2 separate regions of the Homo sapiens genome follow, and region 2 is linked to region 1. The links are chromatin loops, found by intact Hi-C in ENCODE. Cell type or tissue: PC-9. All regions are shown on one strand. Links, peaks and the distances in the headings refer to the core of each region. The heading gives the core; the rest is flanking DNA. Region 1 overlaps CRTC1 (CREB regulated transcription coactivator 1). Region 2 holds the start of CRLF1 (cytokine receptor like factor 1).

Evidence for each region. Peaks named below come from ENCODE experiments on the same cell type or tissue, not always from the same donor. Only the 100,000 strongest peaks of a DNase experiment are listed, where the experiment ranks them.
Region 2: a loop joins it to region 1, with 3 times the contacts of the local background. A loop is called at or near these places in 5 of 110 quality-filtered maps.

The regions. Positions count from the first base shown.
Region 1 is chr19:18,757,342-18,768,271 of GRCh38, reverse strand. It overlaps CRTC1 (CREB regulated transcription coactivator 1), which reads right to left. Exons shown (of 14, transcript NM_015321.3): 7 at 8,681-8,721; 8 at 8,044-8,264; 9 at 2,744-2,868. Among named protein-coding and RNA genes, the nearest start is that of COMP, 28 kb to the left of the region's middle. RefSeq lists an enhancer at 1-545. In PC-9, for the core only: no CTCF peak of the experiment used is centred there; DNase peaks (open chromatin) are centred at 3,631, 4,021 and 5,571; H3K27ac peaks cover 1,532 bases.
Region 2 is chr19:18,598,981-18,609,596 of GRCh38, reverse strand. It overlaps CRLF1 (cytokine receptor like factor 1), which reads left to right and starts at 2,798. Exons shown (of 9, transcript NM_004750.5): 1 at 2,798-3,055; 2 at 9,751-10,032. The coding sequence starts at 2,941. RefSeq lists an enhancer at 2,758-3,676. In PC-9, for the core only: no CTCF peak of the experiment used is centred there; a DNase peak (open chromatin) is centred at 7,556; H3K4me3 peaks cover 31 bases; H3K27me3 peaks cover 1,816 bases.

The sequences.
Region 1 (10,930 bases), core at 1,058-9,057:
GGACCTGACCTCCTCCAGCTTGTTGTGCCTGCACCCGCACTACATGCCGTGCAGCTCAGGCCAGTCCACCAGCTGCAGGGCAAGCCCAGGATGGCCATCCCTGGTGGCTCAGTGAGCAGCCAGCTCCCAGCCCCTGTGGGTGCTGCGGGGAAACCTCAAGTGATCCACTGGCCTTGCCTTCCCAAACCCCCCCGCCCAAAGCCTTGCCCACTCTGGGGATGCTGGAGAGGCTGGGGTTGCTGGAGATACCAGCATGGCCCCTCACCAAGGGCTGGCTCAGGCCTTCGCAGAGCTGGAAAGAGGAAAATCAATAAGAGGGAAGTGTGTGACGTTCACTGTCTGTGTGGAAACTCACAGCCAGGGGCTACCAAGCTGACAGTCCTTGGGAAAGGTGGGGTCCCTGCCCTCTAAGAAAGGCTGAGCGTGCCCAGGAGCTATGGAACAAAAACCACTTAGCAGGATGCCCGGCCTCTGAGGACCAGTGGGTCATTTGTGAAGAGAAAGGAGTTTCCAGATAGAGGGAAGGGGCAGGTGTCAGATTAAGACAGCCTAGCTCACAAAGTGGCTGAAGACACAGCTGCCAGGAGCCAGCGCCCACAGCTCTGTCTGGATCTTGATCTGAATAAGACACCTTTGTAAGCAGACAGGAGACATGGGGGCCGAGGGGCGGGGAGAAATGGAGTCCGGGCCGGGCATTGCCAGGTACCAAGGAACTACCATTAACTTCGTTGTAGGTGGACAATGCCACTGTGGTTACATTAAAAACAAACAAGTGACGGGCGCGGTGGCTCACACCTGCAATCCCAGCACTTCGGAAAGCTGAGACAGGGTGATCACTTGAGGTTGGGAGTTTGAGACCAGCCTGGTCAACAAGACGAAACTCTGTCTCTACTAAAAATACAAAACTCAGCTGGGCATGGTAGGCACATGCCTGTAATCCCAGCTACTTGGGAGGCTAGCACGAAAATCGCTTGAACCTGGGAGGCAGAGGCTGCAGGAGAGCCAAGAGCACGCCACTGCACTCCAGCCTGGGCGACAGAGTGAGACTCTGTCTCAAAAAAAAAATTAAATTAAAATTAAAAAATAAAAAAATTTTAAAAATGTCAAAGTTCTCTGTTAGGGTTTTTTTGTTTTGTTTTTAAAAAGACAAAATGGATAAATTTCTAGAAATGCACAAATGACCAAAACTGACTCAAGAAAAAACAGAAAACCTGAATAGCCTTATAAGAAGGAGATGAGATTGGAAACTTCCCAACACATTTGAGCTAAGACACAGGTGGCTGCACTGGTGAATTTTACCAAACCTGGGACTACAGGAATTTACCATTACACCCGCCTAATTTTACCAAACTTTTAAAGAGGAATTAAAAATACTTCCAAAAAATAGAAGAGAAGTGAACATTCCTAACTCATTCTATGAAGCTGCATTGATTAGGTAAAAAAGAGGGAAGATTCAAATTACTAAAATCAGAAAATGAAAATGGGAACTTTGCTACCAACTTTACGTAAATAAAAAGGATTACAAGGCTGGGTGTGGTGGCTCACGCCTATAGTCCCAGCACTTTGGGAGGCCGAGGTGGGCAGATTGCCTGAGGCCAGGAGTTCGAGACCAGCCTGGCCAACATGGCAAAACCCCATCTCTATTATTATTTTTTTTAATTAGCCAGGCGTGGTGGCGGTCACCTGTAATCCCAGCTACTCAGGTGGCTGAGGCACAAGAATTGCTTGAAATTGGGAGGCAGAGTTGCAATGAACCAAGATCACGCCACTGCACTCCACCCTGGGTGACAGAGCGAGACTCTGTCTCAAAAATTTTTTTAAAAAAGGGATTACGGTCAGGCGCGGTGGCTCACATCTGTAATCCCAGCACTTTTGGAGGCCAAAGGAGGCAGATCACTTGAAGTCAGGAGTTCGAGACCAGCCTGGCCAGCATGGTGAAACCCCATCTCTACTAAAAATACCAAAAAAAAAAAAAAAAAAAAAATTAGCCAGGCATGGTAGCACATGCCTGTAGTCCCAGCTACTTGGAAGGCTGAGGCAGGTGAATGGCTTGAACCCAGGAAGCAAGGTTGCCGTGAGCCGAGATCATGCCACTGCACTCCAGCCTGGGCTACAGAGCAAAACTTCGTCTTAAAAAAAAAAAAAAAGGATTACAAAAGAGTATTATGAAAAATTTTCTGCCATCAAGTTGGATAGCAAAGACGAAATGGACAAATTCCTAGACACATACAAACTACCCAAAAAAGTAGACAAGCAAATACAGCAAATTGAAAAATCAAAAGCTAACCTCTTGAGTTTTTTCTTTTTTTTTGAAACAGAGTCTCACTCTGTCTCCCAGGGTAGAGTGCAGTGGTGTGATCATGGCTCACTGCAGCCTCCACCCCCTGGGCTCAAGTGATCCTCTCATCTTAGCCTCCCTAGTAGCTGGGACCACAGGCGCACACCACCATGCCCAGCTAATTTTTGTATTTTTTGTAGAGACGAGGTTTCACCATGTTGGCCAGGCTGGTCTCGAACTCCTGACCTCAACTGATCCACCCGCCTCAGCCTCCCAAAGTGCTGGGATTACAGGCATGAGCTACGGCACCCGGCTTGAAAATTTGATAATAAAAACTAAAAGTGTTGGGAGCATTCTCAAGGTTTTGTGGCCTCCTGGAAGGAACAGGAGGCCTTCTAAGAGGTAGAGCCAGGCCTCCACCTTTCCCTTTCCCCCTCCCACCTGCCCCCCACCTTGCCCTCGCACCTGAGTGATGGGTGACAGCGGGGACAGGGTGGGCGATGCCTGCTGACGCCTTGCCTCTGTGCTCAGGGACAGGGGGCTGACGCCAGCTGGGCGGTGCTGTGGAGAGGAGCCAGGTGTGCTCATTCCTAGAGAGGAAGTAGGAGGGAGGGAGAGCAGGTGTGAGACTGATCACTGAGAAAGGGCTGCTTACACACCCACAGTCACACTGCATGGGAATAGCTCAACTGCTCAGACAGAAGCCCATGGACATGTCCCAACTGCCAAACCTGGGCACCCCCCGAAGGCCCTGATTCCTGACCCGAGGGTCCCACAGTCCTGCAGAGTCTGTTCTCCTTCCTTCCAGGAAGGGGGTGTCTCACAGCCAGCCAACCAGCACATCCCCATCTCTGGAGCATAAGATTGGCCCCCAGATGGGCATGTAACCAGGCTGGCCCAATGAGAGCCTTCCCAGGGGCTTTGGATGGAATTCCAGGAAGGGCTGTCTGAAGCCGTGTGTGGGGCATCCTGTGGCGAGGTGAGGAGCCAGCTGAAGGGCTGCAGGGGAGAGGCAGCATCTGAGCCTGCTTCCCACTTTCAGGAGACAATAAATGGTTTTTTTTGGCTGAAAATGGCTTGGGTTGTGGTTAGCTTCAAGCCAGCAGGCCCTGCCCAATGCTGTGGTTTTGCCCACCACCTCGTGGATCTTGCCCTCCTTCAGTGAATGTGCCCATTCCTGCAGCTGCTTCTCTTGGCCCCCAGACCTGAGCACCTGCTATCCCCTATGTCCCACAGCCACTTCCTCCTCCCCAGACCTGGTGCATTCCCCAAGCTGCAGTGCCACCCATCAGGCTGTCTGAACTAAAGAATGTCACTCCTTAACATCCTTCCCCCTCTCTGCCCTGGGGTCTGACACATCATTCCTGCTGGAGGTCCTGCCAGGAGCCGCCTCATCACCCCTTCCCTCACCCCGGCCCCGAAGGCCCTTGCACTGAGCAACCCAATCCTTGGATTCTGCTGCAGTGATGAAGCTGGGTGAGGTCAAGTTCAACATGGCAGTAGCTGGGGCTGGCTGGGTTATTGTGGGCACCATGCCAGGCAGGCAACAGGCCCCTCGATGGCAGGAGGACCCCTGCGAGCCTGGCCTGACCCCCATCCACTCTGGAGACTTGGTTCCCTGGTTGGTGAGATGGCGACGATAACAGCCGCCCTCTCCGGTTCAAAGTGAGGCCCTGGTGAGGTCAGGAGCAGTCTCTGAAGAGCATCTGGCCTGCAGTCAAGGCGGGGGTGAAGCCGCCTGACTCACCCCAGGAGATCTGGGCACCAGATTAACCTTGTTCCGGCAGATGAGACGGCGGGTGCGTGGGCCCATGGGAACACACCCGACAAGCGCCGAGGGGAGATGACAGCCTTGTCCGTGCCCAGGGCAGCTGCTCACCGGGGCGAGCTCGGTCACGCCTGCACTTCCCCTCGGATGCCCTGGCAGCTCTGCTTGGCTGCGCACTGTGGGAGGAAGCCTGGTGCTGTTGACTGCTCCCCAGGCAGCAAGCGCCCTTTGCAGGCCCTGGCGTCCAGGGAGGCATCAACAGAGGCCTGGACGGGAGGATGTGGGGGAAGCCTGCTCAGAGCACACTCAGAGTCACGACCCTGGGCCACTCCCTCATCTTCTCCTGAGTGTCCGCCACTTCGTGCGTCCAGCAGGCCGAGAGATGCTCAGTGCCCAGGTCAGAAGCAGAGGTCGGGCTCGGTACAAAGTAGGGGCAAACGTCAGGAGCGTGTGAGGGTATGGATGTGGGACGACAGGGGCGGGTGGGGCCTGAGGCAAACCAGAGCACTGTGGCCCGTCTCGAGGTGCAAGACATCGGCCATGGCCACTGGGCTGTCTGATTCTTCAAGAGCAGCCAGAAATCTGGTGTTCTACGGGCATTCCCCTGGTTTTTCAATGTTGATTCTAAGTACAGTCAAGCATCACTTAACAATGGGGGTGACTTCTGAAAAAACGCGTTGTCCGGCGATTTCATGGCTGTGCATGAGGATCACAGGGCAACTTACACAAACCTGGATGGCAGAGCCTCTGCACACCTCGGCCAGACGGTAGGGCCCTTGTTCCCAGGCTACAAACCTGTACAGGGTGACCGTCCTGAATACCGTCGGCCAGGCACAGTGGCTCACGCCTGTAATCCCAGCACTTTGGGAGGCTGAGGCAGGCGGATCACCTGAGGGCAGGAGTTTGAGATTGGCCTGGCCAATGTGGTGAAACCCCGTATCTACTAAAAATACAAAAATTAGCCAGGCGTGGTGGTGGGCGCCTGTACTCCCAGCTACTCGGGAGGTTGACGTAGGAGAATCGCTTGGGACTGGGAGGCGAAGGTTGCAGTGAGCCGAGATCACACCACTGCACTCCAGCCTGGGTGACAGAGTGAGACTTTGTCTCAAAAAAAAGAAAAAAAAAATTAAAAACAGTAGGCAACTGTAGCACAATGGTAAGGACTTGTGTGTCTAAGCCTAGAAAAGGAGCAGTAAGACACAGCATTATACTCTGATGGGGCCACTGCCGATTATGTGGTTTGCTGTTGTCAGAAACGTCAAGATGTGGCGTGTGGCTGTATTACAGATGCACAACTGTGGGCCCACACGAAACATACCATGGGCTGGATTTGGCCCTTGGGCTGCCAGTCTCTAATGTCTGCCCTGAATACAAGGGAGTTTTTAATCTTCCACTGGCTGCAAAGTGAGCTCTCGGCCACCCCTGGAGAGGCCAGTTGGCCCAGGAGGGCGGACGGGAGCCTTGCTGTTGAATTCCTTTTGGCAACCTGGCTCACCTTTGGGAACAGGCACAGAGCCAGCTGGAGGGGAAGTCTGGAGCGGGCAGGGAGAGCTGCCAGGGGAGGGCGGGCCAGGTGTCAGGGCCCGCCCGGCCTCAAAGCTGGGCCAGGAAGGAGGAGCCAGGGCCTGCCCTCCTCCTGCACTCTGGAAAGCAGCCAGGGATATGGGAAATGTAGATGGAGCCAAGCGGGGTACTGTCTCCTCGGCCGCGAAGGCCTCTGTCTTCCTTCCTGAGGGAGCTCACGTTCTGACTGGCGGGTGGGCTTGCGAGGAGGGAGGGGGCCACCTTCGTGTGTGCCAGGGGCCGGCAGCTCGGCTTGATTTAAAAGGCGTCCAGAAAGCAAAGCCCCTGCCAGGCGAGCTGCTTGGGCGGCAGGTTCACAAACAACCCAACACATGTCAGGCATTACCGGGCCGCTCTGGCCAGCGCCGGCTCCAGCTTCCACGTATGTTGTGTGTTTCCTTGTGCTTGTTTAGACTGGGTGCCTGCTGGAGGTGCGCAGCTCCCGGGCGGGCGCTGGGGACCTGCCAAGGACCCTCCAGCGGGAAGGGGGCCATGTGCTCTGGTGGCCGTGAAGAGATGTGAGGGGAAAAGCAGGGGCTGGGAGATGGTGGCTTCTATGCGGGGCAGGGGTACCTGCAGCCCCAGCGCTGACCTTCAGCTTTCTGGTTCTGCGCAGGTGCGTGTGGATGCCGCCTGCCTGGCCCTGTCTATCTGGAGACAATGAAGAGGGCTCCTCCGAATCGGCTGTGTTTTCTGGGCCTTCTCTGGTGCCCTCTGTCCAGTGGCAGAGCCCCGCGGGCCCAGGGCCCAGGGCCCAGGTGTGGGAGTCAGAATGCAGCCTCAATGCGCTCGGGCTGGGGCCCTGTTCCCTCTTCACTATTCTAGTCCCCATGCCCTCCTCCAAAAAACCCAGGAACATTCACGCCACCCTCCACGCCCCTTGCCTGCCCCTGGCCCTGCTGGCACCAAAGCCAGGAACGCCTCCAGGCTCCTCCCTCTCCTTCACTCCCTGCATCAACCCAGCTCCCAGGCTGGCCAATTTCACCCTGGAGTCTCCAGGCAGAGCCCCCAATTGGGGTGCTGTCCTGCTCCAGTGGCCGCCCCTCCCAAAAGCTCCTTCTTCCAGGGCAGCCAGGGGGACTCCGCCAGTTACAAATGTAAGCATGTGACTATCTCATAGAAAGCCCTGCCTGGTGCTGCCTTCCAAGCCTGGGGCAGAGGCAGGATGGGCTGGTGGAGTGGGCCGGGGCCGGTTCATTCTCCAGCTCTGGGGCAAGACAGAGCACAGCAAGGTGGCGTCTGTCACCCCCACCCCCAGTGCATCCCCCACAGCCCCTCCAGCCTGTCCCACCCCCCAGGACTAGTTGGGGCCACGCCATTTCTCCTCCTTGGAAGCCAGGTGCCTGCCACCCCCGGGATGCAGGTCACACACTGCACAGCCAATGGGGACGCAGGCAACAGCTAAGGACGGAGCAGCAACGTGGGCCAGGGCAGGGGTGCAGGAAAGCAACGCGGCAGTAGAGGCCAGGGCCGGGACGGCCTTGCCAAGGGGACTAGCTCTGACCAGGGCAGGGCAGGGCAGGGGAGGGAGGGAGGCCTGCAGCCTCCTGGAGAGGAAGGACTACATGTGCAGAGGCCCTGAGGTGGGACTGGGGCTAAGTTCAGAGGGTGGAGGGTGGGCCAGGGTGGACATCCCAGACCCTGGAGGCCTCAGGCTTTCACTGAGAGGGAGCTGGGGGCCGTGCGAGGTCCCAAGTGGAGGAAGCCATGGCTGGTGGCTGTTCTAGGTGGGGAGGGGGCTGGGGGCCTGGGGAGAGGAGCCAGGTCAGGCCAGGTCCTGAGGGCGGAACCGACAGGACACGCTGACAATGGGTCAGGTCCATGTCTGGGAAAGGACAGAGGAGTTGGGGGACACCTCTGCAATCAGTGCAGCCACAGGAGGGGGGTCCCGGGGGAGCAGGGCGGCAGCAGCGCCAGGAGCTATTGGGACGGGCGAGGGGCCTGTGCGACGTCCCTGTGGATGTGGCTGAGGAAGAAAGGAGTGTGGAGCTGGAGACGGGTGGGGGTGGTGGTGCTGGGATGTGACAAGTAGGTGGTCACTGTCAGATGTCGGGTGGAGGAAGCAGGTCAGGCCTGGTCCCGCCCCCCAATGAGGGGCTGGGGTCGAGGAGGGGCGGAGGGAAGGCCTGGCCCACCCCAGCTGCGTTAAAACTCCCAGGGCTTCCCTCCTGGACTCCCCAAAGCACCATCACACACCCTCAAACCCACTGTCTGGTGTCTGGGGGCACCAGGCACTCCTTTCCACCAGGCCTGTACCCAGGCCCCACCCCTACCTGGGATGCCTGTGCCCGCTGGGTCAGCCTGTCGGCCGCCCCCCAGCCCTGTCCCCCATGCCCTAGTATTTGGAACGGGACTCTGCCAAGTCATCCTGCAGATGCCCGTGTTGTCTCCACAAGCCAGTGCTCTGTCCGAGGGCGGAGTGTCCCTGCCTTACCCTGGCCGGCGCCACCGATGCCCAGGTGCGTCAGGTTGGCCGCGAGGTTGCCGGTGCTGCTGGAGCTGCTCAGTGCAGGGAAGGTGGGCTCCTCGGGGTCCAGCGGGGTCGGGAGCGGGGAGGGGAAGTGGATGTTGGTCAGGTCGGGCAGGGACCCCCCTGTGTTGTGGGTGGCGGGGATCAGGGCTGTAGTGTTTTCCTGGTCGGCAGACGGGAAGATGCTGGGAAAAGGCCAGAGGCAGGCAGGAGGTGAGCTCATGGGGCGGGGCTGGCGGCGGGGACAGGGGGCTGGCGGGAGAAAATCAGCGGGTGCAAAAGGCCACCCCCCATCAGGTGCCGTGTGCTTGGGAAACCACTGTTGGCTGGCACCAGGCTGAGACCTTGGAAAGCAGCCTATCACCCGGTGAGGACGGTGGGGGGCCTGGGGGCAGCAACCTCCCTGAACCCAGGAGAGGGCATCATCCCTGGGAATGAGGTGCCTGAGGGGTGGGCATGTGGGGGCTCTGTCACTGGCCTCTGGTCACACAGTGTCCCTCTTGCAGGGACTTGCAACCTCAAGAGAGTGGACAGAATGCCCCAGGGTGGACGGAGCAGCGCAGCAGATGCAGTGTGCGGGGTGGGCCCTGTGGAGACTTACTTGATTCCGGGGACCTCACAGGACTTGGGCCTGGACCCCGTCTGAAAGAGAAGACAGGAGAGCCTGAGCCCTGGGGCACACCCTGTGGGGCCCTCCTCCTGGGCACTGGGCCTCCTTGAAACGGCTGATCTTCCCACAAAGCCCAGAGATGCATCATGAGAACCAAGCTTGCTGGGGCCGCAGAGCCCCACAGATGGAGGACAGGGGCACCGCCCCAGGGTGGAGGGGCGGGCCCCAGACATGCCCAGCGCGAAGCCAAGAGTTGCACAGAGAGGGTCTCCCTATGGGTCCCCTCCCCCTGCTCCTGCCCTCAGTGGGCAGTCTCTTTTCAGAGGAGTCTGGGGAGAACATGGCATGTGGATCTTTTTAAATTTTTATTCTATTTCATAGAGACAGGATCTCACTTTGTCACCCAGGCTAGAGTGCAGTGGTGTGATCACAGCTCGCCGCAGCCTCAACCTCCTGAGCTCATGATCTTCCCGCCTCAGCCTCCCGAGTGGCTGGGACCATAGGCACGCGTCACTGCACTGCGCCCGGCTGCTTTTTAAATTTTGTGTAAAGCGCCTCTTGACACTCCCAACGCTGTACCACAGCAGTCAGCAGCCAGCACAGTAGAGGGGCCTCTGCTAAGCTGGCCGCCCTAAGCCCTGGTACCCGAGGCTAAGTGTCCCTAGAGCTGTCCCCAACCATCCATGCTGTTCCCAGATCATGGTGGCAGGGGTTCCGGGGGCAGGAGTTGCCTCTGTCCAGTGCCCACCAGGCAAGTTTGTGAGCAGCCACCAGTCTCCAGGGAGTGAATCAAGCCCAAGGCCCAAAGGAGGGAAGAACTGAGTCAGGGGAGACCCAGGAAGCTTGGACCTGATGCCCTAAACTCAGTTCAGAGGTCACTGCCCCTGTCTTGGGGCTGACCAGCTTTGCAGCAGAGACCTAGACATGTGACTTCCCCGGGGACCCTCAGGGTCTGCTACTTCCTGAGAGTCCCGAGACGTCCCTCTGCTATGTGGGCAGCCACACTCATCCCCCACTGACTAGGGCTTGGGTAGCCCTCAGCATGACACTGGTTTTTCTGCTTGGCTGAGGAGCACTGTCAGGACACTTTCGGGACATGGACATGGTGTATGGAAAGGGCCCACAATAGGCTCCTCTTGGACTGTGGCCCACAGAGCCTTTGAAGTTCAGGGTCTCGGGAAGGGCTCCTCTGCCTTTTTTTTCTTTCTTTTTTTTTTTTTTTAGAGACGGAGTCTCACTCTGTCTCTCAGGCTGGAGTGCAGTGGCACGATCTCAGCTCACTGCAAGCTCCGCCTCCCGGGTTCACCCCATTCTCCTGCCTCAGTGTCTCGCGTAGCTGGGACTACAGGTGCCCGCCACCAAGCCCGGCTAATTTTTGTATTTTTAGTAGAGACGGGGTTTCACCGTGTTAGCCAGGAGGGTCTCCATCTCCTGACCTCATGATCCGCCCACCTCGGCCCCCAAAGTGCTGGGATTACAGGCATGAGCCACGGTGCCTGGCCTCTTCCGCCTTTTAAAAAAATGTTTAATTTTAGTTTTAATTTTTTATTTTTATTTAATTTTTTGAGACAGAGTCTGGCTCTGTCGCCCAGGCTGGAGTGCAGTGGCACGATCTCGGCTCACTGCAAGCTCCACCTCCCAGGTTCACGCCTTTCTCCTGCCTCAGCCTCCCGAGTAGCTGGGACTACAGGCACCCGCCACCACGCCCGGCTAATTTTTTTTGTATTTTTAGTAGAGACGGGGTTTCACCATGTTAGCCAGGATGGTCTCGATCTCCTGACCTCATGATCTGTCCACCTCAGCCTCCCAAAGTGCTGGGATTACAGGCGTGAGCCACTGCACCCAGCCTAATTTTTATTTTTTAATTTTTTTTTAAGAGATGAGGCTCACCGTGTTGTCCAGGCTGGCCTCAAACTCCTAGGCTCCAGTGATCCTCCTGCCTCAGCCTCCCAAAGTGTTGGGATTACAGGCGTGAGCCATGGCACCCGGACTGAAGTATGGACTTTCACAGCAATGGGAAAGAAAATCATAATCCCAGCAGAAAGACCTGCCGGGTACCTCCAAGGGCTTCTGAGGCAGGGTGGGGTCTGGCTCTGGCTGTGAGGACACCGTAGGGTAGCAGGGCAGCCTCCAAGCCCCCACCGCTCACAGACAGAGGCCGGTGAGTTGGCCCTGGGGAGGGGGTGCCCAGGAAAACCTTCCTGGAGGACCAATGTTTCCTCCCCTGTGAGTTGGGGGCAC
Region 2 (10,616 bases), core at 2,617-10,616, 160 kb after region 1:
AAGACACAGAGTGTGGGCCAGGCTAGGACCCCAGGCAGCATGACTTGCTAGGACTGAGTTTTCTTGCTACTTGGAGGGAGTAAGAGTTCTCCATCCTTTACTTTTACAAATATTTAGTGAGTGCTTCGCTTTCAGCCCTCACTGGGCCCACCACTGGGGTCCAAAGGGGCTGAGGCTGCCCACAGTCTAAAGAAAATCAGTTGCACAAGAAATGAAATGGTTGGAAGAGTTGTGTTTCAAAAACAATAAAACAAAGTGAAGGAGAGGGAGAGTGCTGGGGGAAGGGTGGAGGGCCTCTCTGAGGAGGTGGCACTAATCCTGTGAAGTGATGGAAGAGAAAGGGCCAACTGGGGAAGATGTGGGGAACAGCATTCCAGCAGAGGGAACAGCCAACACGCAGAGGCCCTTCTATAGTAACAAGCCTGGTATGTTTTGGGAAACAGGGCTCCAGTGGCTGGGGCGGAATGAGGGAGAGGAGGGGGAAGAGGAGAGGGAAGAAGAGGAGGGGAGAGGATGGCGAGAGGGTGGCAGGACAAAGATCTGCTTTTTCTTCTTTTAAAAGCTCCCTCTGCCTGGTGTGCCGAGAAAGGCAGAAGGGTTATCAGGGAGGCCCTGGAGGAGGCCGGGAAGCATCCCTGAGGGAGACCGTGGGGCCTGGATCTGAATGGGGTGGGAAAAAGGGGTCAGCATCTCAGAATGGAGATGTGTTTTAGAATCAGAGCCAACAGGATTTGCTGATGAATTGGACATGAGGGATGAGCAAAGGAGAGAGTTGTCACGTGCGCTTCCAGGTCTCTGGCCTGAGCACCTGGATGGATGGGAGAGCCCTTTCCCAAAACCAAAATGACTGGAAGAGAAGCAGAAATGGAGGGAGGAAAAAATCAAGGTTTTGCTCCAGAAGCCTGAAGTCCTCCCAGGAGGGAGTGAGGCGTCTCTATCCACACAGAGAGCATCTGCAGACAGGAGCCATGGGGGAGTAGTGGTGAGTATCCTAAAAACTCAATTCCAGCCAAGGACTGCCACCTCCACTTAACCCTCTGGGTCCCCTGGCAGGTGGGACTATGGCTCCATGTTTCAGAGGGGACAAGCAGGGCTGGGGGTCACCTCTGCTCCAGGATATCCTCCAGTGCTGTGCTAAGGGCTTGGATTGTAGAGACTTCTGCTGCCCTGCGTCTTCCCACAGAAGCTCCTAGACTGGGTGGTGCCCACTGTGCAGAGGAAGAAACTGAGGCACAAAAGGCCTGGTTTCCCGAAGTAAATGGCAGCGTCTCTCCTTGTCTGTCTTCTCCATCCAGAATTCAGATGGAGCAGGGGCGCCCTGGGCCCCTATAGGCTCCCATCCCCCAATCTTGTTTTTTGACAGTCTGGAGTCTGAACTGGAGATTTAAGTAGGAGAGGGTGGGGCTTCAGTCTTGGGCAGACAAATGGGGGCTCCTGAGCCCCCCTCAGACACTTTTACCCCCTTGGCTGGTTGGGGACCAGGAGAGAGAATCCAGGCCTCTAAGGGACTCCTGGAAAAGGGGACTTGGAGCCGTTCCCTTCCCTGGGCGCTGCAGCTGGGGGCGGGGCTGCGACCAAAAGTGGGTAATTGCACCCCCCAACTCTCATTTCAGGCACCCCCATCCGCAGCAGCCTTGGAGGCCAGGAACCCTTTATTCCTGGGCGCCCGCATCGGGTGGGGACCGGGAGGAGGGAGATGAGACGCCCGGACCGGGAGGGGTCCCGAAACTCGAGCAATGGCCAAAAATAATAACACGGAGAAGGCTCTTTGCGCAAAAGAAGGAAGACAAACTATGCGTCGCTCCGGGCAGCCGGCGTTACCTGGAGTCGGCGGGCGGTGGCCGCCGAAGCGATTACTCACCGCGTGGCGCACCCCACCCGCGGGCCGCTGAGTGGATTTTTCCGTGGCGGGGTGTGAATAGGTCCCGGGGAAAGAGCTTCTTACCGCTCTCCTCCTGGGAATCCCTCTTACTGCGGTGCGGGACCCAGTTCCCGCGCAGGCCTGGGTCCCGGCTCCCACAGGGGACTACATCTCCCCGTCTGCCCACGCAGGAGCTCCCTCCCGAGGCCCCCGGGGCGCCCAGAGCAACCTCAAACCCATCCCGCGCGCGAAGGGGACAGCGCAGCCAGGGCGAAGGCGAGGGACTCCGTGCCTTCCTGCTTTTTCTCCTTTCTTCCAGCAAAGCCTGGGGCCGAGGCTACTCGCGGAGAATCGAAAAGAGGCAGGATGAGGTGGGAGGGCTGGAACCCGCGCGCCGAGGGCGTGGGGCTGGGGGTGACTTTTAGGCCCCTGGGAAGGCTGAGGGGCTGGAGATGGGGGTAGGCGGGACTCAAGGACCGCTCGGTGGGGGGGGCGGGGCCAGAGCTGGGGTGGGGGCCGAGACAGAAGATTGGGCCGTGGAAGGGGGAATGGAGGAGTGGGGCAGGGTTGGGGACCAAAGGGGCCACTGAAGAGGCACTGGGCTGAGAGGAGGGTGCAGGGAAGTGGGCAGGGTTATGGAAACGGGATTGGGGGTGCCGGGTCCCAGACTGGGGGTGGGAAGCCTGGAGCTGGCAGGGTTGGAGAGGGAGGTCCTGGGCCGGTAGGGGTTGAGTTAGGGGGCTTTGGGCCGCGGGATAGGGCGCGCGCGGTTCTCGGTGGGGCGGAGGCGGGACGGGCGGGGCGCGCGGTGCCCGCGGGCGGGCGGGCGGCGGGGAGGCCGGTGCGGGGCCCGCCGCCCCCCCGGGGCCGGGCCGGGCCGGGGGCGGGGCCGGGCGGGGCCAGCGGCGCATTAGCGCCTTGTCAATTCGGCTGCTCAGACTTGCTCCGGCCTCCGCGTCCGCGCCCAGCGACGTGCGGGCGGCCTGGCCCGCGCCCTCCCGCGCCCGGCCTGCGTCCCGCGCCCTGCGCCACCGCCGCCGAGCCGCAGCCCGCCGCGCGCCCCCGGCAGCGCCGGCCCCATGCCCGCCGGCCGCCGGGGCCCCGCCGCCCAATCCGCGCGGCGGCCGCCGCCGTTGCTGCCCCTGCTGCTGCTGCTCTGCGTCCTCGGGGCGCCGCGAGCCGGATCAGGAGCCCGTGAGTACCCGGCGCCCCACTCCTTCCCCCCTGCCAGAGCAGAGGGCGGGCGCCCCGGGGGCAGCCGCGGGGGGAGGGGGCGCGGGCGCCACCTGGACGGCCGGGGAACAAAGGAAGGCGCCCCCGGCGCAGCCCTCGGGGCGCCCTCACCTGCGGGGCACACGGCGCCGCAGTCCACTGTCCAGAGAGTCCTGCTTCCGCGCCCGAGGCCCTGTTACCTGGGCAGCTGGGCCGAGGGCGCCAGGCCAGGCCCCCGGGGGCTGGGGGGATCGCGGCCTGAGACCCTCTGCATGCCAGGACGTGGCGGGCGCACGCGTCTGCTTCGGTGGACTCTGGGCCCCTGGGACTGCAGGGCACCGCTCCCAGGCGGGGGCGCACGCGGTTGGCGCGCTGGGTGCGGGCCCCCAGCGGGCCCCCCCAGGCGGAGGGATGAGCCCCACGGGGAGGGCGGGGCTGCAGGGGGGCCGCTCTGGCCGCCTGGCGCGCAGCCCGGGGTCCCGGGGGACTTGTGTCTCCACGGGCCGGCGCCACCGCCCTCCCCCTGCGGGACCCGGCGCACGGGGGTCCGCGGAGTCCCCGCCACCGGCGGCGCTTAGAACCGTTTTCAGCCAGGCTGCGTCGGGCGGAGAGCCTCCAGCGAGAGGAATCTTTGTGAGCGAGTGGGTGAGAGGGAGAGGGAGCGGGAGCCAGTGAGTCCGGGCACCAGCGGGCCCAAACTTTGAGGGGGCCCACTGGGAACCCGCTGCCCTACGGGCCAAGACCCCTGCCCTGGAGGGACTTCTGGCCTCAGGCACTCTGGGGCCCCCCATCCAAGGAACACCCCCGCAAGGATACGTCTCCGTATGCAGACCCGCTCTGGGACACACCCAGAGACACACAAAGAATCACACTGGCTTGTGGCCCGTCACCCTCGCCCTCAAACTCGCGCACACTGCATCCCAGGTGCACATTCGCGCACCATCGCGGACGCACACACATTCCATCCCCGACACACACATTCACGGTCACACACATCCCACAGGGGAGGCGACCCAGGGGCACAGAGGCAGGCACCACTCGCCCCAGATGTTCAGTCACTCCACGCACCCCATCCAGGCGCACGGGCCACCCCGGGGGTCGCCGGGCACACACTGCTCCCAGGCTCATCCACCCTGTGCTGGGCTGTTTGCGGGCTGCCTGTAGGGCTCCTCCGGGAAGGGGCAGGGTCCGGGCATCTTCTAGGGGCACTTGCTGAAAGCCTGGCTCTCCCCTGGCTTTCAGGTGAGGGGCTACCTCGGGCCCTCCCAGGGCCCCTGACGGCTCTGCCAGGCGGTGGGCAGCGCCTGTGAGTGCCACTGTGAGCGCCAAGCTTTGTTTTCAGCCAGTAGAGCAGCAGGCGAAGGTGTAGGGGGTGGGGGGGCACTGTAAGTGTGTTTTTTCCTTTAAGGGGGGAAGAAATTAAATAAAAGATTCTCACACCTCGGCAATATGTTTCTACTTACGGTGTGTCTTAGCACCTGACCAGCAGGCGGGTGGGTCGTAAAGTGTCTGCAGGTACCAGCGGGACGGGAGATGGGGACCCCCGTGGGGACCCTGGGATGGAGGCCACCCTTCCGCCCTGCTTGCAGAGAATCTCACACTTTTCCCTTTTAAAACACATGGTGTTCCTTTTTAATAACGGCAGTGGCTCCAGATTGGGAAAAGAGGAGAGAAAAAACTTTTAAAGGCCCCAGCTCTGCGGGAAAGGAGGGGAGGCAGGGAGTGAAAAGGGAGCTGTTCAAAAGCCCAACCTAGGGATCTGCTTTGGGGAGCCCTAGGAGGCCCTCCAAACCAAGCCAAGCCCCCACCAACTCCGGCTCAGTGGGCTGTTCCCAGCTGCTCCCCTGCCTGGCCTGGAGTGCGTGCATCTCTGTCCCCAGCGCCTTAGCCCATTGTTTGTGGAGGCCTGGAGGGAGTGCCTAGTCAGCCGGGACCCCAGAGCTGGGAGGGGCTGTCATCTTTGCAGCTCCTGGGGGCTTCAGGCTTCTGAGCCCTCTGGACATTGGATTGCAATCACATCTCATTGATCTCCCCAGCAAGTAGAACGTATTTCTCCTCCCATTTTATGGAGGAGAAAATTGAGAACTGGAGAGGGGAAGTCAATTGGCCAGGTTCTCCCACTGGTGTTGCGCCCATATCCCGGGAGGAGAAAGTGTCCTTCTGACCTTACCGGCTGGGGCTAAGGGGGTGGGAGATTGGTCTGTCCAGGCCCGCCTGGCCTTGCCTTCCCCCTACAACCCGTCGCCGCCCGGTGTCCCCCGCCCAGCCCCGGGAGGGCAGCTGCAGCTGCTGGCAAGTGAGCCACGCCGGCCCAGGCCAGGCGGGTGTGGCAGAGGGGCAGCGCCCCCCAGCCAGGACCCCCCAGAGAGCCCCTTCCTGCCCAGGCCAAGCTGGCGGGTGGTGGGGGCAGGAGGAGTGAGACCCACTCTAGAAGGGCTGAGAGGGGCCTGGGGTCTGGGCAGGCCTGGCCGTGCCTCCCACTCTGTTGGGGGGGCCCAGGCAGGAAGCGGTGGGTGGGCCGGGGCAGAGACGCTGGCACACCCGAGTTCATGCAAAAGGAATTCCGAATTAGCGGGCGGCTGGCTGCCTGGGACCTCCAGGGCGGTCCCCTGGCCCCCAGCCCCCCGCCCCCCTCGGCCGCCCCCGCCTCCTCGGCTCTGGCCCGCTCAGCCGGCTCCTTCGCACGGACGCGGAGACCTCCGGCGAGCCCTGGGCCAAGCCCCAAGCGCAACTGCGATTCCAGGCTCCAGCGAGACAGAGCCCTCGAGCCAAGTTTGCCCCGGAAAATCATCAGGGCCGGCCCAAGAACCGTGTCCACCCCACCTCGCCCATCTGGGGCAGTGAGGGCAAGTGCAGGGCAGCGCTGGCATTCAGGGGGCCTCCCTGGGGGCCAGGATCACCCTGTCCTTGGCTGCCATCTCTGCGAAGCTGGGCTGCCCCTGCCTCCTGCAGTCCCTTCTTCCAGCCGCCTGGGGAGTCCTTTTAACGCATATCTCACCGCATCCCTCCCTCCCCGGCTGAGAACCCTGGAATCCCTCCTCCCTGCAGGTCAGGGTCTCTGACCTCTCAAACCTCATTTCCCACCGCTTCTGCCCCAGGACCTTGGCACTTGCAGCTCCCACTGCCTGGACATGCTCTGTTAGATAATGTCACAGCTACTTCTCTTACTTTATTCAGGTCTCTGCTCAAAGGTCACCTCCCCAGACAGGCCTCCCAAGCTTCTGCCGCTGCTCTGTCTTCCTCCAGCCCCTGCTTTACTTTCTCCCCTAGTTATTGTCTTAGATATTTATTTATTCCTTTTTCCTGCTGCTTCCTTGGATTTGATGCCCACAAGGGCAGGACTTTTGTGTGTCTTGGGCATCACCCCAGTGCCCACAGATCCGGACACACTATAGGTACCCTGTGAATGAATAGATGAACGCGTGAACGAACAAAGGCGTGGATGAGTCTTTACAACCACTCTGTGTGGAACGAGAAGCCCCTTTCCAGAGGCTCAAAGAAGTAAAACACTGAGGCCGGGTGCAGTGGCTCACGCCTGTCATCCCAGCACTTTGGGAGGCCAAGGCGGGTGGATCACTGGAGGTCAAGAGTTCGAGACCAGCCTGGCCAACATGGCGAAACTCCGTCTCTCCTAAAAATACAAAAATTAGCTGGGTGTGGAGGTTATGGTGAGCCGAGATTGTGCCACTGCACTCCAGCCTGGGTGACAGAGTGAGACTCTGTCTCAAAAAAAAAAAAAAGTAGAACACTGAGTCAGGCTGGGGGCATTCGAGTCCAGGTCAACTTGGTTTAAAGATCTCATGGGAAAATATTGTCTCCAACAATATTTTCACTCCTCTCAAACAACCTCATGAGGTTTGTTTTGTTGGTTTTTATAAATTTAAATCTAAATTTTTTATTTCTTTTTTGAGACAGGGTCTCACTGTCACCCAGGCTGGAGTGCAGTGGTGCAGTCATGGCTCACTGCAGCCTCAACTTCCCGGGCTCCAGCGATCCTCCTGCCTCAGCCTCCCAAGTAGCTAAGACCACAGGCATGGGGCCACCACCCCCTCCCCACCTGGCTAATTTTTGTATTTTTGGTAGAGACAGGGTTTCACCATGTTGCCCAGGCTGTCTCAAACTCTTGACCTCACGTGATCCTCCCACCTCAGCCTCTCAAAGTGCTGGGATTACAGGCATGAGCCACCGCACCCAGCCAACCCCATGACATTGACGCCATGATGTCCACTTTCCAGATGGGGAAACTGAGACTCAGAGAGGCATTGGGAGGTTGGCCTGTGCACCCCCTCCTCCTCTGGGCCTTGGTTTCCCTATGGACAAGGTTCTGGTCTCCAGAAGGGGAACTCCTGGGCTGCCCTGATGGCCAGCAGGAGAGAGAGGCATCAACCACCCATGGGCGTCCCCAAGTTTCCTGTGCCTAGTACCTGACTCACACACAACCTGGTTCAGGAAGTCCTTTCCCCTCTGACTTTCACAATACCCCAGGAGACAAAGAGCTTTCTCGTTCTCACTTTGCAGATGAGGAAAACTGAGTGGAGGGAAACAGCGATGATGTCAAGTCCCTTTGGATGGGAGTTGGGGACGTGCAGTTTGCCAGGGCTGCCTTTAGTTCCAGAGGTAGGCAGTGTGGAACAGAACTTTGGAGACCAGAAAATCTGGGCCTAACTAGTATGGCCTTCCCTCATTCCAGCAAGGAAACTCCATCTTTCAGAGCCGGAGTTTTTTCATCTTTAACATATAAGCAGGATTGGCCGAGAAAATGTAGGTAGTCTTAGCCCAGTATTCAGAACACAACAAGTGCTCAATAAATGGTGCTGTTAGGCCAGGCGCAATGACTCACGCCTGTCATCCCAGCACTTCGGGAGGCTGAGGCGAGTGGATCACTTGATGTCAGGAGTTCGAGACCAGCCTGGCCAACATGGCGATTCTTGGACTCTACTAAAAATACAGGCTGGGCGCGGTGGTTCACCCCTGTAATCCCAGCACTTTGGGAGGCTGAGGCAGGCGGATCACAAGGTCAGGAGTTCGAAACCAGCCTGACCAGCACGGTGAAACCACATCTCTACTAAAAATACAAAAATTAGCCGGGCACGGTGATGTGTGCCTGTAATCCCAGCTACTCGGGAGGCTGACGCAGGAGAATCACTTGAACCTGGGAGGCGGAGATTGCGGTGAGCCGAGATCGTGCCATTGCACTCCAGCCTGGGCAACAAGAGCAAAACTCCGTCTCAAAAAAAAAAAAAACATGGTGCTCTTAATGATTCAAGTAAGGGTCAGGGCTTTCATTTTAAGCAGTGCCCTTCCCCCACAGAAACACCTACTATGTGTGAGGCTCTGGGAGCATCACAGGAAGAACCCACAATCTTTTGTTTCTAGTTGCCAAAAAAGAAAAACAAAATGAGAATGAAAAATAAAGAAGGCTAGGCACCGAAGCTCATGCCTGTGATCCCAGGACTTTGGGAGGCCAAGGTGGGAGGATCGCTTGAGGCCAGGAGTTCAAGACCGGCCTGAGCAAACTAGCGAGACCTCATCTCTAAAAAAATATTTAAAAATCAGCCAGGTGTGGTGGTGCACACCTGTAGTCCCAGCTACTTGGGAGCTGAGATGAGGGAGGATCACTTGAACCCAGGAGATCGAGGCTGCAGTGAGCTATGATCGTGCCACTGCACTCCAGCCTGGCCAACAGAGTGAGACCCTGTCGCTAAAAAAATAAAAAGCAAAGCATGCCTGGGTGTATTGGCTCACTCCTGTAATCCCAGCACTTTGAGAGGCCGAGGGAGGTGGATCACGAGGTCAGGAGTTCAAGACCAGCCTGGCCAATATGGTGAAACCCCGTCTCTACTAAAAATACAAAACTTGGCCAGGCGCAGTGGCTCACGCCTGTAATCCCAGCACTTTGGGAGGCCCATACGGATGGATCATGAGGTCAGGAGATCGAGACCATCCTGGCTAACATGCTGAAACCCCGTCTCTACTAAAAATACAAAAAATTAGCCAGGCGTGGTGGCGGGCGCGTAGTCCTAGCTACTTGGGAGGCTGAGGCAGGAGAATGGCATGATCCCGGGAGGCGGAGCTTGCAGTGAGCCGAGATCGTGCCACTGCACTCCAGCCTGGGCGACAGAGCAAGACTGCGTCTCAAAAAAAAAAAAATACAAAAGTTAGTCAGGCATGGTGGTGCACACCTGAAGTCCCAGCTACTCGGGAGGCTGAGGCAGAAGAATTGCTTGGACCCGGGAGGCGGAGGTTGCAGTGAGCCGAGATCGTGCCACTGCACTCCAGCCTGGGCGACAGAGCGAGACTCCGTCTCAAAAAAAAAAAGCAAAGCATAGTGTTTGTCATAACGATGTGCTAAGCAAGAGTCACTTGGATCCGAATGAGCCTCTATGCCCGAGTTGTGTGACCCCTCAGAGAACCTTAAGCATGTCAGTGATGAAGAGTTTTGGAAGGATCCAGTGTTGGAGTCAGACAGACCTGGACAACTCCAGGTCTGTCAGTTTGGCCACCAGTGTTGCCCTGGGCATTTAACCCAACTGATCTCTACCTTCCCTATCTGTAAAATGGGGGACAATCATTAACAGCGTCTTTTCAGGACCACCATGAACCCTGGAGGTCCTGGCATGGTTGGGGGCTTGGAGGGTCCCCGCCCTGGCCTGACACGTGTTCCTCTTTGACCCCAGACACAGCTGTGATCAGTCCCCAGGATCCCACGCTTCTCATCGGCTCCTCCCTGCTGGCCACCTGCTCAGTGCACGGAGACCCACCAGGAGCCACCGCCGAGGGCCTCTACTGGACCCTCAACGGGCGCCGCCTGCCCCCTGAGCTCTCCCGTGTACTCAACGCCTCCACCTTGGCTCTGGCCCTGGCCAACCTCAATGGGTCCAGGCAGCGGTCGGGGGACAACCTCGTGTGCCACGCCCGTGACGGCAGCATCCTGGCTGGCTCCTGCCTCTATGTTGGCCGTAAGTTGGCACCCAGGACACCCCAGGGGTAGCTCTTGGGAGCGGCATCTCCCTCTGGAGTGAGGCATGAATTGTGGGCCTTCTGGCCTGGGGATGAGCTGTGGGCACACTGGCATGGCTATGCAGGTCTTTCAGGTGGGAATGAGAACCTGGAGACCCGGTCGGGCAAGGTGGCTCATGTCTGTAAGCCCAGCACTTTGGGAGGCTGAGGTGGGTGGATCACTTGAAGCCAGGAGTTCGAGGCCAGGCTGGCCTACATGGCGAAACCCCATCTCTACTAAAAATACAATACTTAGCCAGGCGTGCTGACAGGCACCTGTAATCCCAGCTACTTGGGAGGCTGAGACAGGAGAATTGCTTGAACCCAGGAGGCGGAAGTTGCAGTGAGCTGAGATGGCACCATTGCACTCCAGCCTGGGGGACAGAGCGAGACTTTGCCTCGAAAAAAGAAAAAGAACCCGGAGATCGAGTCACCAGCCTCTCAAGAGCCCTTGCAGTTGTCACACCAACTGTGCTGGCATTTCTCAGCACAGGGCTGAGACTGTCCTGTCTGCCCTCCTTCCACTCCAAGGTGGGGGCCTGGT